2 separate regions of the Homo sapiens genome follow, and region 2 is linked to region 1. Evidence: chromatin contacts called from ENCODE Hi-C data. All regions are on one chromosome and are shown on one strand. Each heading gives the region's core, a stretch centred on a gene start or an enhancer-like site at or near the end of the contact. The rest is flanking DNA. Distances are from core to core; before and after follow the strand shown. Region 1 overlaps LRRC9 (leucine rich repeat containing 9). Region 2 holds the start of CCDC175 (coiled-coil domain containing 175).

Region 1 (7,341 bases), core at 1,663-4,162:
ATCCAGCTCCCATGTAAACAAGTAAAGGCCTTGATTTTTCAAGTGCAAAAACTGAATGGTGTGTCTCTACTGGGTGCACATTTATATTCACTCAACCTAAACAGGATTTTTTTTTTTTGAGATAGAGTCTCGCTGTGTCCCCGAGACTGGAGTGCAGTGGCCCGATCTCAGCTCGCTGCAACCTCTGCCTCCCAGGTTCAAGCGATTCTCCTGCCTCAGACTCCCGAGTAGCTAAGATTATAGGTGCATGCCACCACACCCACTAATTTTTGTATTTTTAGTGGAGACGGGGTTTTGCCATGTTGGCCAGGCTGGTCTCAAACTCCTGGCCTCAAGTGATCTTCCCACCTCGGCCTCCCAAAGTGCTGAGATCACAGGCATGAGCCACTGTGCCCAGCTCCAAACAGGATTTTTAAAAATTATTTGTTTCTTTTTAAATTATTGCAGAGGAAACTCTTTGCAACAAGTGGATTAGTGAAAAAAAAAAAAATGTAAAAGCAAAATGACCAAAAAGCCATTTAGATAACTATGTCAGCCTGATAGTAAATTAGATAGCTTTGATGGATTTTGATTAGCATTAACCTGTTTACTTGGTTTTAATAAGAGTAACTTTGATTTGTTTTAAGGAATATATCAAATATATGTTAGCAGAATTTAAAGTACTGTTTTTTAGTTTTAGCATACTGCAAGCTTGGCTACTTTTCCTCTGATCTTTTATGTATGTTAAGAAATAACTACTAAGTGCTTTAAATTGCTATGCTACATTTCTAGTTGTTTTATTTAAACACTGACTTCTCCTATTAATATTTTTAAGGCTAAGGATTCAGTATTTAAATAAAAAGTATTTCAGTAGAACTAGGACTGAAAGATTTTCTGTTAAAATTATCTTTATGTCTTTAACAACAACAAAACACTGCATGTTTCTAATTGTATGTCATTATCTCTTAGCTTCATTTCTTTTATGAAATAAAATTATTATATTTTCCAGTTTACAAAAATCTTATTTTATAGAGACATGCTAGTTGAGTGGATTGTTGCTACTATACCTTTATTATTATAGATTTGTATTATTTACCGATGTGTTGCCAATTGAGTTACCCATTGACATCATACAACATTTATCAAGTAGGGACTTCAAAGCATAAAAGATGCTGTCCTTGTGCCTGAGAAGCTGTCAGCCTGGTCATAGATACAGTGTATTTACAACTAAAAAAAAAAAAACACCTTTAAAATACGACAAAACAATATATAAGTGACTCTGTAAGTTCCTTTGGGGAAGATATGATGTTTTGTGTCTTATAAGACATAACATCTAGCATGGGACTGGATTAATAGCCCAGTACATATTTACTAGTTGAAGCTTCCATATCACTTTATAGATACACAACAGTTTTGCTTTGGTGTATATAATGACTTTCAGTAATTAATCTGCCTCTTTATAAAGATTTCATGCTATACTATCTCAAGGAGCTACATAAGCAGAAACTTTCTGTTTTACAGGGCTTTGAAACTGTTGATTTAAGTCAGTAAGCCTGTAAAAGTATTTATTAAACCTTTATATAGGATTATAAAGTATATTTTAATAGATTACATTAAGCTTCAAACATTTAAAAACGTGTGTAGCCTACATTTGCTAAATGAGCACATTATTGTATATTAACAAAATGTGTAGGCATCTTTCTGTGTAACTGAATATATTAGTCATTGATATATATCATTGTGAATGTTTATACCTTCAAGTACCACTGAATGAATGAGGGTAAGGTACACAGTTCAGCTGACTCTAAAGGATTTGAACAGGAGTTATGATTAGTTTAGAGACCATACAGTGGAGAATATTGAATCCTCTACTGTAGGTGAAGAGTCTGAATGTAATTTGGAAGGTAACAAATGGCTGCAAAGGCTTTTGTTTTGTTTTATTGGCAGACTCTTCACCTACAGTAAAGGATCAGTGTTCTCCACTGTATAGTTTTAGACTATCATAACTTCTGTTCAACTCTTTTAAAGTCAGCTGAACTGTGTACCGCACTGCTCTTGAAGCAAACGCAGTACTCCACCACATAAGTGGTTTTGTTTGTTCTGTTTCCTTCACCCAGAATGCTTTTGCATACCTCACACTTACTTCATCATTGCTCAGCTGCTGAATTCCTGGGCAACATAAAATCTCCATGAAAAAATCACACTTCATAGCTCCTGCCTTCCTGGGGAACCAGCCTAGGAGCTAGGTATTGTTTATTCATTCCTTCCACCCATTCATGAGACGCCTCAAGCCCAATATCCCCTATATAGCAAAAACTTTATCTAAAACGCCTACAGCCCTAGTTTCTATCAGAGTGCAGAAAGCTTCCAGGACATGTTACTTAGGGGAAATTTGACAGATTTAGGCCCAGCAAATGATCCCTCTATAGGAGGGGCAGTAGCTTCCCCACCTCAGATGCTAATGTGGCTGTTTTGTAGGTACTCTAAACTGGTTAGCAGGCATCATGCTTGATTGCAACACTATTCATATCTGTCTCCTCTACCAGACTGCGAGCTCCTCTGGGATTAGTTTGGTTTAGGCAGCTCTCCTTTCAACTCTAAGGGAGAAGTAATTTATAAGATCCTGGCTGCATTGATTAAGTATTTGCTTGTGAGAAATATAGATGCCCTAAGTTAGGAGCTCAGCTATTAGGCTCAAGGAGAGACTACCCATCAGGAAGCTCACCTCTGTGACCTTAGCTCACACCCATTTCAGACCCTGGTTGATTATGTAGGTGAGGACCTAGATCTTTCATTAAAGGCAAATGTATTCCTTATAAGACCATTTACTTCCTTCTCAAAATGATCCGTTTTTCAATCTCATCTTAATCTAGGTTCTGTGCTAGACAGGACCGGAATTTTATGCGTATGGCCAGGTGAGGGCAGCAGAGAGCAAACAAGCACTTCAGTGTTATTTTCACACAGCTGGCCCCTGCTCCTCCTCCTCCAATTTTCAGATCAAATATCTTAACGTCTCTGAAAGGTCGTCCCCAAGGCCCTATCTTAAGTAGGTCCCCTTTGCATTCCTTACCCCAAGCTTCTCTTCAGAGCCTTTTTCAGTTTAGAAATTTTATTTCTGGCTTTACTTGTTTAGGCTTCATTAGAGCAGACAATGCCTCTTTCACATCCGTATTCATTGTCAGGAAGTTATTTCAGTAGTCCAATGAGAGATCGTGGTGATTTGGATTAGGATGGTAACAGTGGTGATGATGAAACACGATCACATTCAGGATGGATTTTAGATGTAGAGCCAGGCGGACTTGCTAAAGAATTAGATACTGGGGCCGGGCGCGGTGGCTCACGCCTGTAATCCCAGCACTGGGAGGCCGAGGTGGGCGGATCACGAGGTCAGGAGATTGAGACCATCCTGGCTAACACGGTGAAACCCCGTCTGTATTAAAAACACAAAAAATTAGCCGGGCGTGATGGCGGGCGCCTGTAGTCCCAGCTACTCGGGAAGCTGAGGCAGGAGAATGGCGTGAACCCGGGAGGCGGAGATTGCAGTGAGTGGAGATGGCGCCCCTGCACTCTAGCCTGGGCGACAGAGCGAGACTCCGCCTCAAAAAAAAAAAAAAAAAAAAAAAAAAAAAAAAAAAAAAGATACTGGTGAGGAAGAAAGGAGAGGATTATTCCTACGGTTTTGACTTAAGCTATCAGTTAAATGGTGGTGCCATATACTGAGATGGAAAATACTCAGAGGAGCAGGTTTGGGGTGCAGTGTTAGTTATGTTAGGTTGGAGTCACCTGTTTAACATGCAGATGGACATACCAAGTAGGTAGTTGGATATTCAAGTCTGGGTATAACCAGCTAAGTTGAGTAGAGATCAAGACTAGAAATAAAATGTTGTAATTTATCAGGATGTATATAAAGCCAAGGAACCACGTGAAATCATCTAGGGAGAGTGTTCGTGGAAGCAAGAGGAAGGCCAAAGGCTGATCCCTGGGCAGTTCAACATCTAAAAGTCTGTCTGAGAAGACCCAGCAAGAAAACTATGAAAGAGCAGCCAATAAGAGGAAGGCGTATGAAGTTTCCCTGAAGCTAAGAAAGTGTTTCAGAAAGTGAAGATTGCTCAACCAACCTGTCTTCCAGGCAGAACAAATGTGCAATAAATGAATAAATAAACGGAGCCACTATATGATTACTGTATCTTTAGCAAAAGACACAAAATATGAGCTATAACTTTTATCACGTAGTTTTCTGTTCTTAAACATTTTAAGGAAAATCTATTATTTTCTTCATGTATATTCTGTATGTATTCCCACATAGGTTTAATTTCTGCTATGAATTAATTCTGTCACGTTTTTGTGCCTGGGACTTCAGAACATACGGTATTACAGGAGTAAAAGTAAAACGCATCATTAAAGTTAACAACCGTATTCTGAGACTAAAATTCGAAGAGAAATTTCAAAAGTTTTTGGAGAATGAAGATATGCATGATTCAGAGTAAGAAGCTGAATTCTTTATGGAACAACTTTACAAAAGTGTGACTGTATTTGTAAAATTTCTATTTTAAAAGTTTACAGCATTAAAAATATACATATACCTTGTTAGTAAATGTTTCCTTTTTATGCATCTCCCATGGCCAGGATGACCTCATAATTTATCCACATTGAGCCTGTTTTTGAGGTTGAAGGCAGGGGAGCTATTAATAATGACACTAGAACATTGCATGTCAATGACAAATATCCCTGGCAGGACATATGGTTATCTTATCTATGGCTAAGCTTTTGTGAAATCAATCCTCAAACTTTTTCTGTTTCAATTATTCTTAAGGAGCTACCGAAGGATGCTGGAATGCCTTTTTTATGTTTTTGATCCTGAAGTTTCAGTGAAGAAAAAGCATCTTCTACAAATACTTGAAAAAGGATTCAAAGACAGTGAAACAAGCAAGGTAGCATAAAATGTCATTTAGAATAATGCTTTCTTCCTAGCAAGTGGAGCTCTGCCGCTGGTTAAGCATGATTTCCCAATCCTTTTATCCATATTTATAGTAAATTTCTACTGCTGTTTCACAAAAAGCTTAGTGTTATCATGGAAAGTATAGCATCTTTCCTCTTTGGATTATACCAAAGTAAGCCCATTAATTACTACTGCCTGACCCTACGTAATCCTTCTAGGCATCTTATTTTTATGTTGTGTTCCTTTTGTTGATGGTTTTGAAATCTGCTTTTTAAATTGGTTATAAATCTTTAATCTTTTGTAAACTCTCCAGTCTTCACCTTGAAGCAATTCAGTCACTTAACTCCACTGTACTTTCTAGCTATTGCTTTCCTTTTACTGCTACCATTTCTTTATTCTCTACTTCACTATCTCCATCTTGCTGCTGATCTTGCTTTATCATTGGTCACTTCTGATGCCCCAAGTATCCAACTAATCTTTCTCAGACCTCCACCATCTTGACAAGGCAGCTGTAGCACACTGGTGTAGAGCAGCGCTTCCCAACCTTTTTCACATCATGACACACATAAAATGATAATATTCCTGCATTTGGATCCCGATTTCACTCCTCACCAGCTATGTGACTTCACCTCTCTGTTAATCTGTTTCTTCCTATCTGTAAAATGAAGATAATAATAATATCTATTTTGCAGAGTTGTTGTTAGGATTTAGTGAGATAATGCATTAAAAATTTCTTGGATATTGGTACACCAGTGTTCATGACATCACTATTCAAATAGCCAAAAAAACTAGAAACAATGCAAATATGCATCAACAGATGAATGGATAAACAAAAGTGGAATATACATACAATGGAATGCTATTCAGCCATAAAAAGAAATGAAATTCCGAAACTTCCTACAACATGGAAGAACCTTGGAAACATTATGCTAGAGAAATAATAAGCCAGACAAAAATGGAAAAATATTGTATGATTCCATGTATGTGAAGTACCTAGAATAGGAAAATTCAGAGACAGAAAGTAGAATAGAGGTTACCAAAGGCTCTGGGAGAGGAGGAGGTAGGGAGTTACTGTTTAATGGGTACAGAGTTTCAGTCTGGAATAATGAAAAAGTTCTGGAAATGGATGGTGGCGATGGTTGCACAACAACGTGAATGTACCTAATGCCACTGAATTGTATGCTGGAAAATGGCTAAAATGGTACATTCTATCTTATGTATATTTTGCCACAATAAAAATATCACCTCCCCAAAAAAGCATTCCATCCACTCAGTGGAGAATGGGTTGGTGGGAGTAGAAGCAGATGACAAGGCACTATGTAGGGGAGCTATTGCAGCAGCTCAGGCCATAGAGGTTGGTACTGTCACTGCAGGGTGGTGGTGAGAGTGCCCTCATTGTACTTTATGGAGAAGTAAGAAGGAGGTGAGGAATTCAGGGTTTTACAAGGCAGAGTGAATTGCTCACATTCGGTCCAGAGAACTATGAACCATTATCGGGAGAGGGTAAGGGAAGGATGAGGCTAACACTTCTGTGTTTTCCACCTACCAGCCCTGTGCTGAGTACTTTATCTTCTGCATCTCCTAAAAGAGATGAACCACCTCCTTTAATTCTCCCACAGCTCTCTGTGCTGCTCTGTCCAAAAGAGTAGCCACCACCCACATGTAACTATTAAGCATTTGAAATGTGGCTAGTCCAAATTGAGTATGCTGAAAGTTTAAAACAAGCACCAGTTTTTAAAGACTGAGTATGGAAAAAAAACACTATAATTTTTATATTAGGTACATGTTGACATGGTAGTATTTTGGACGTATTAGATTAAATAAGATATTTTATTAAGATTTGCCAAAAAAAGATCTCTTGGACCAATGCCTGGCATCAAGAAAGTTTTTGATATTTTATTTTGATATTTTGATATTTTATTTTGAAAGTTTTAAATATTTTTATTTTTGAATTTTTACAATTGTCTGAAACATTTGACACTATTGGTTGCCTTCTTCTTTTTGAAACTCTCCTTTGGCATCCATGATATTACACTATTGTTATCCTCCTATTTTTCTGATTGTTATTCGCTTCCTTTTTGTTCCCCATTTTGCTTCTAAACATGGGAATACCACAGGTTAAAGTCTCCTGATCTTCCCTTTTTTCTTCACACACCATCAATTACTGTCATTGTTAAGATCCTAGAAATGGAAGAAACATCAGTGTGTAGCATGTAAAAGATCAGATGAGCTACATTTCTGTGCTATGATGTGTACATAATGGGTCAGGATAAATATTTATGTTCCGCATTGTTTAAGAGATGGGCTCTGATTTAAAAGACAGCCGTGTAAGCAGTTTAGAAGAGAGGTTTGGCTAAGGTTGGCAGTATCTACAGGCAGAGGGCTGGCCATAGTGGGGAAGAAGAAACTATTTGACTAGCAAA
Region 2 (7,341 bases), core at 1,374-3,873, 390 kb before region 1:
AGTAAGAGTTTTATCAGCAGTCTGTGGATTCAAACTCATTTACAGCCATATTTCAACATTTTTAGCAATTTGATATGTAGTAAATTCTTATCCAATATTTTTAAATAAAATGGAGAGCCTTCACTACTCTGACTGTGCCAAGGAAGCATTGTCAATGTGATCCTTGGCCGAACAGAGATGTCTGTGACACCTCAGAAGGAAATTCTTTAAATATTTCTTCAACATGTCTTTGATAGGGGCCAGTTAAGTGTAATTGAAAGAGTTTCTCTTTGTTTTCACTAACAGTACCGTCTACTTCAGTGGAACATATGTCAAATAATCTTTGACCAGTTATGCAAGGAATTGCTTACAGAGAACTGAGTTAATTAGCACCATGCTTGCAATTTATTCCAGAGATTGTGTGTTTGTTTGTTTTAAGCAATGCTTATATATTGGTGTCCCAAGCATTTGCCCATGTGGTCCACCTCTTAACTGAACCGTATTATCACCCACATTGCTTTCTCTAAATGAGCTTGCCCTCATCCACAGCCATAAGCCCATAATTTAGTTTTCTTCATGGAAAATCAAGTAACAATCCACAGTTGATCAATAATTGTGCAAATCCTTACAAAATTGAGAGAAAAATATTTTTAAGTTCAGGGTAACTATATTCCCTAGTCATCTACTTAATACTTTGAACAGAATTGGTGCGAAATGAAAGTTTGAAGAAATATGTGGAAGATTGAAGAAATGGTTCTTATAGATAATACAATACCAATTTCTTAACAGCTACAGCAATGTCCTTAAGAAAGATCTTAGCTTCTTCATTACATTTAAAATAGTCACTTTGCAGTGATTGTTCTGAAAAAAAAATTAGAAAATAAAGATCTCTTATTTATCTATCCAAATCCTACTTAACCTTTTATGATCTAGCTCAAATGCTTACTCGGCTGGAAGTTACATCTTCAGTCTCTGAATTTTTATTGTACATTACACTAATCTCTTTTGTACTTATTTCCTATTCCATAATGTTATAATTTAGGTATATATTTTATGCTCCTTGAGGACAAATGTGCTGGAGATTTACATATTAATATTTTATAACTCAGGGCAAGAGGGTGTAATGATTTTTTTTTCCTATGAAATATGTTCTGAGTGTCTAGACATTAACAGAAAAATGTATTTGTACATAAGTACTAGGGTTGCATTGGCATGCCGATCTAGAGATCAAGTATGAAAAGAGTTCAAGGTTCTAGGTCTGTCATTGACAGTGACCTCAGATACATGTGAATAATTTAGGTCTTAATAACTTTAGGTCTCCTCAGTGGGTAACATTCCTTTTTTTTTTTTTTTTTTTTTTGAGACGGAGTCTCGCTCTGTCGCGCAGGCTGGAGTGCAGTGGCACCATCTCGGCTCACCACAACCTCTGCCTTCTGAGTTCAACGGATTCTCCTGCCTCAGCCTCCCGAGTAGCTGGGATTACAGACGTGCGTCACCACGCCCGGCTAATTTTTGTATTTTTAGTAGAGACGGGGTTTCACCATGTTGGCCAGGCTGGTCTCAAACTCCTGACCTCAGGTATCCACCCGCCTCGGCCTCCCAAAGTGCTGGGATTACAGACATGAGCCACCGCGCCCGGCCAACATTCTTCATGATAACATTTACCCAAGCATATTTGCTAAGAATTGTGAAATTAACCTAGCGCATTTAAGAAGGAAAATAAAAACTATCCCAAATTAATAGTAACATTGTAACATAAATCAATACGATTATCTTGAAGAAATGGGATGATTCTAGTGAAGCACTGAAATGTTTTGTTGTTTGGCCTAAACGGTTTTTGCACCGAACAAGAAACACCCTTTCTTGGATTGTCTTACCTTAAGCTTAAGTGACTTGATTACAGGTTCAGCTTTCTAACTGAAAAATACTTTAACCTGGCCCTATCCAAGGTCATTTTCTATTAGAATCTCCTAAACAACCCTTTACATCTAATTTTTCTTGCTCAACACAACAGAAGCCTCTTAAACACTCCCTTTCCTATTTGCTTGTTAAATTCTCCAGTTTGCCACGGCAAAATGTCGGAGGAAGTTAACTTGTAAAGGAACGGCAAGAAGAGAACTGAAATCGAAGGCATAATCTAAATGCAGGTGTGTAATCAGGTCGCAGGCATAGGGCAGTGGCTTGGGAGTCCCGGATTTGTCACCTCAGTAATTTAACTACTACTGAGGGTTGAGCGAAGTCACCTCAGCTGCGCTAGGGCAGGAGATCTGGGCACTTGGTCCCACCCGCCACCTCTCTCTCCCCAGCCTCCAAGGAGCGGGGAGAAGGCTCTGCCCTGCCCAGTGATGCCCTGGTTCCGGGAGGAGAGTCCCCGCTCAGGGTTCCCGCTGAGTGCCTCCTAAGCGCCACCTCTGAGGAGACGTCCCTTCCAGCGCCCGAGGGGCGTCTTACCCACAACAAACAGCTGCTCCAGCGCCTCGACCGCGACCGAGGAGCCCAGGGTGGAGGGTAAGGTGCATAACTCCAGGGAGGGGCCAGTGGAGACGGCAGCCGCCTGCACCAGCTTCTCGCCAGCGCCCAGCCCTGGGGTCCAGGGGCTCAGGGCCATTTTGCCGCTCTACTTGAGCGCCTCCTAAGCCAGAGCCAAGGATTGCCGGTTGCCACGGGCAACGAGGACACCGAGGTCGTGGGGCGCCCCCTCGTGGCCCGCACCTCTAGTAGGTACCCTCCTGGTTCTCTAATTTTATCCACGATAATTAAGCAGTCTGGGAAGAATGACTCTCTCTTTAGCTAATTTTTCCCCTTTCAATTTCCATTGCGTTAGTTCAGGCCTGTATCTTTTTTGTGGGCCACTGGAATCATAATAATGATCACTTTTGAGCGCATCTTTGTGCCGGATACTGCAGGAGAACCTTTATATACAGTAGCTCACTTAATCTTCACAAGGACTTTGTGAGCAGGCTCTTTTAGTACCTCCACTTTTACAGACACGTAAACTGAGGCGCGGGCGACTAAATGAACGGCTCAAGACCACAAGAGGATAATATTGGATTTAAAGTGACGTCTGGGCCGGGCGAGGTGGCTCACGCCTGTAGTCCCAGCACTTTGGGAGGCCAAGGCGGGAGGATCACCTGTGGTCATGAATTCAAAACCAGCCTAATCAACATGGTGAAACCCCATCTCTACTAAAAATACAAAAATTAGCCGGGCGTGGTGGCGCGTGCCTGTAGTCCCAGCTACTCAGGAGGCTGAGGCAGGACAATCGCTTGAACCCGGGAGGAAAAGGTTATAGTGAACCGAGATCTCGCCATTGCACTCCAGCCTGGGCGACAAGAGCTAAACTCCATCTCAAAATAATAAAATAAAATAATAAAGTGAAGTCTGTATGACTCTTTCTACTATGCTACAAAACCTTCTTTTGTACTAATTTAGAACTTTCCTTGTATCTAGTACATCACTGAGCACATTTTGCCTTGAATCATAGTGATTTTTCTCTGTCTTCCCATCGAACTGTGAGCTCTGTGATGACGGGGACAGGAGGATATTATTCATTTTTCTCTGCATCTCCAAAATTCAGCTTAGCATGAGGCTTAGGTTGAGTCTGTCAGTTCCTTTTCCTCTGGTGGGTTAGAGAGAAGCAAAGGTGATTCAACCCTCCTCTTCTTTTCTCTACAGATGGCAAAATTGAAATTAGAATGATAGTAACAATGACAATAGCTATCAATTGTTAAATGCTTATTTTGTTCCAGGCACTGTTTTAAATACTTTGCAGTACCCCATTTAACCCTCACAAATAATCTTTTGAGCTAGGTATTATTGCCTGCTTTGCAAGTGAGGGCACTGAGCTACATCCTAAACCACTGTGCAACACTGCCTTGGAGGGGACACAGCATACCAGTAGCAGAACTAGTTCTAGAATCCAGGCCTCCTTCATCCAGGGAGTGCCATATTTTGGTGTTGGAAACCATCCTGGACAACATCCTCCTTTTTTGCTGGATTTGGTCTATTGGTATTCAAATCTGTTCCTGCCCTTCTGGGCCCTCCTCTGTGTGGCAGGAGTAAGAAGACTGGATATGAAATTTCCTGGATGTCCTTGCCACCTGTTTTCTTGGTAAGTTCCACTAATGGGAAACACTTGAGGGAGATTAGAAGGCCGAGAAATCATGCATTTCTGCCTCCAGAAGTGGTAGTTTCAGGCTACAGTTGACTGTAGGTCCCAGCAGTTTTGGTGGCTCTAGAAGTGGCAGGAGTAGGAGCCAAGTGACTCCAGCAGTCTCCAGCTGCTCAGCACTATATGTGAGCTTGTGCGTACAGTACAGGTGTTATGGCAGCTCTGATGTCTGGGGTCTTCTTTATCTTCTTACCCTTTGGCTTCTATACCCCTTGTAACAAATTCCTTGTGATATACTTCTCTCTTCTGGAAATATCTAGACTGGACTACTTCAAGGCAACCCTTAAGCTGTCACCAGAAGACTCTTCTTACATATCGCATCATTTGGATCACATTGCTCTCCATTATCTATGAATAAAGGCTAATCTTAAGGGGGCATTTTGTGTCCTCCCCACTTACTGGATTTGTTACAGATTTTCTTACATTTCTCTATTTCCCTTCATGTCTCTAATACTTTCTTTTTCCCTGAACTTTGTGAGAAAGTTACATGTACATACACATACATATGTATAAAGTGGGAAAAGCAAGTTGAAAAAGAAACGTACAGTATTCAATTAATATTTAATTTTTATAAATTAAATATTTTGTGAGAGATGATCAGCTTCTAACTTGTCTCATGGTTCCTTTTATATGGGATGCCCTGTACAAAATTCAACCACAATTTTTCAAAGGAAACTTTATAAATTCTGAAATAGAAATCTAGGCAAACAACATGAATCATCACTTAATAAAAGAAAAAAAATTCCGAGAAACATACGGAAAGAACATTTACCCTCATTAGCATTCAAAGAAAAATAATACTCTCATTTTCTCATAATATTAAGATTAAAAAGAATAATACTTCAAAGTATTGACACTGGGAATATGCATACTATCTGAAGGACAATTTGGAAATTTGTGTAAGGAGCCTTGACATACAGTAATTCTTCTAAGAATTGTTCTTAAAGAAATAATCACAGGTTTGTCCATGGGCATAGGTATGAACTTGTTTATTGCAGTCCTGTTTTAAATACTGAAAAATAGCCCAAATGATCTACAGTAGGACACTGTTGTTAAGTAATTTATGGGACATCCATGCAGTGGAACAATCTAGAAGGCAATCCGCCATGTGGTTAAGAGCTTGGGTTCTGGTGGATTTAAATGCGTTCCACTACTGATTGGATGGAGTATCTCCTGAGACAGCCTCCCAGCTCATGCTGCCAGTGTCTCAGCTCTAAAGGGGTGGTGACGGTGATAGGAGTTCTCAGTTCATAGGATTGTTCAAAGGATTAAATTAAGTGAGCACATGGTAGATACTTAAAAAACACTAATGATAAAGTAATAATAGGGTACCTATTAAGAATAATGGGTAGAAATTTACATGTACATACACATACATATGTATAAAGTGGGAAAAGCAAGTTGAAAAAGAAATGTACAGTATTCAATTAATATTTAATTTTTACAAGTCCATATATCTATAGAGATGTATATAGGTATATCTCTATAAACATATGCATAGAAAATGGTCTGAGAAGAATTGTTCACTAAAATGTTACCTGTAGTTATTCCTGGTTAGTGAAATTATAGATGTAATAGGTAAAATAATGCCTCCTCAAAATGTCCACATCCTAATCCCTGAGACTTGTGAATATATTAGGTTACCTGGTAAGGGGTAATTAAGGTTGTAGAGGAAACTAAGATTGTTAATCAGTAAACTCCGAGATGAGGAAAGTAGCCTAGATTGTCCAGGTGGGCCCAATGTAATCACAAGAGTTGTTTTTTTTGTTGTTGTTTTTTGTTTTTTTTTTGAGACGGAGTCTCACTCTTGTCACCCAGGCTGGAGTGCAGTGGCGCCATCTTGGCTCCCTGCAACCTCCGCCTCCTGGGTTCAAGTGATTCTCCTGCCTCAGCCTCCTGAGTAGCTAGGATTACAGGCACCCGCCACCACGCCCAGCTAATTTTTGTATTTTTAGTAGAGATGGGGTTTCCCTGTGTTTCCCAGGCTGGTCTTGAACTCCTGACCTTAGGTGATCCGTCTGCCTTGGCCTCCCAAAGTGCTGGGATTACAGGCATGAACCACTGCGCCTGGCCACAAGAGTTCTTATAACTGAAAGGTGGAGGCAGGAGAGTCAATATCAAAGTCAGAGAAAGATTTGAAGATGCTAAGCCGCTAGTTTTGAAGATGGAGGAAGGGGACCATGAACCAAGGAATGCAGGTGGTCTCTGGAAACTAGAAAAGGCAAGGAAACAGATTCTCCCTTAGACCCTCCAGAGAGAATTCAGCCTTGCTGACATCTTGATTTTCACTAAGAAAGACTCATTTTGAACTTCTGACCTCCAAAATGGTAAAACAATACATTTAAGTATTGTTTTACTTTTAAATTTGCTTTACTTAAAACAATAAATTTGTATTGTTTTAAGCCACTAAGTTTGTGGTAATTTGTAACAGCAGCCATAGGAAACTTTAGAAATAATGGACACATAAAAAAAGATTTCTCAGCCTTCACTACTTACAGCTGGTGTGCACTTGGCCAAAATGCATGTCCTTTTCTCATGTATTTTTACTTTGGTAACACAAACAGATACATTTATCTTTCAGGCAGTATTTTAAAGAGGACTTTTGCTGAACAGCCAGTATGACATTGAGAATCCTCCAGTCTGGTGCTGACATAGATTTTTAGTTATCATAAAGCAAGTTTGTTTCTGTTTAGCCCTTGCTGCTGTTAGAGCCAGGGAAAGAACCCAACTGATCCTTGGAGTTTGGCCCCTAACTTGCACAGGAATGAATACGATCATATGTTCTGGCAGGTTTGCAGTCTCTGTATGTGAGGTCTATATCGTATTTGATGATAACATTGCTTTTACAGCATCTTTGCATAAATCTAGTATCTCTAGGCAAAGTCTAAACTCCTTGGGCCTAGACCCTGAGTTAGATCAAGGCAAGGTTCCATTCTTGGTAGTTGGGTCAAACATCTCACATATAGAAAGTGGTTGCCTGTTTCACTGCTTTGTGCATGTTATCATTTCATCATCAAGCTTGTTGCCTCATGGTCACAGATGGCTGCTGCAGCCCCAGACATCCCACCCTTGTGCAAAGGCAGGGAGAAGTGGAAAGGAGCCACATGTAGAAGCTCTTCTTCCTTTTCCTCAAGGAAGAAAATCTGCTCAGAGTCCCATACACTTCCTTTTATGTCTCAGCGGCTAGAGCT

The links. A loop is a pair of places that touch in the nucleus more often than their neighbours do. Pooled maps may share reads with other maps.
Region 2: a pooled map shows a loop between it and region 1 (6-fold over the local background). The contact joins the promoter of CCDC175 here to the enhancer-like site in region 1. A Hi-C loop is called at or near these places in 6 of 50 pooled maps.

The regions. Positions count from the first base shown.
Region 1 is chr14:59,962,304-59,969,644 of GRCh38, forward strand. LRRC9 (leucine rich repeat containing 9) reads left to right here. Exons shown (of 33, transcript NM_001395648.1): 11 at 4,286-4,462; 12 at 4,793-4,910. PCNX4-DT (PCNX4 divergent transcript) reads right to left here. Exons shown (of 5, transcript XR_943918.4): 5 at 6,790-7,099. Among named protein-coding and RNA genes, the nearest start is that of LRRC9, 46 kb to the left of the region's middle. RefSeq lists an enhancer at 2,984-3,043. Within about 2 kb of position 2,913, at least 15 of the 41 ENCODE cell types and tissues checked have a DNase peak (open chromatin) inside an H3K27ac peak, as active enhancers do.
Region 2 is chr14:59,574,189-59,581,529 of GRCh38, forward strand. It overlaps CCDC175 (coiled-coil domain containing 175), which reads right to left and starts at 2,624. Exons shown (of 20, transcript NM_001164399.2): 1 at 2,431-2,624; 2 at 755-840. The coding sequence starts at 2,587.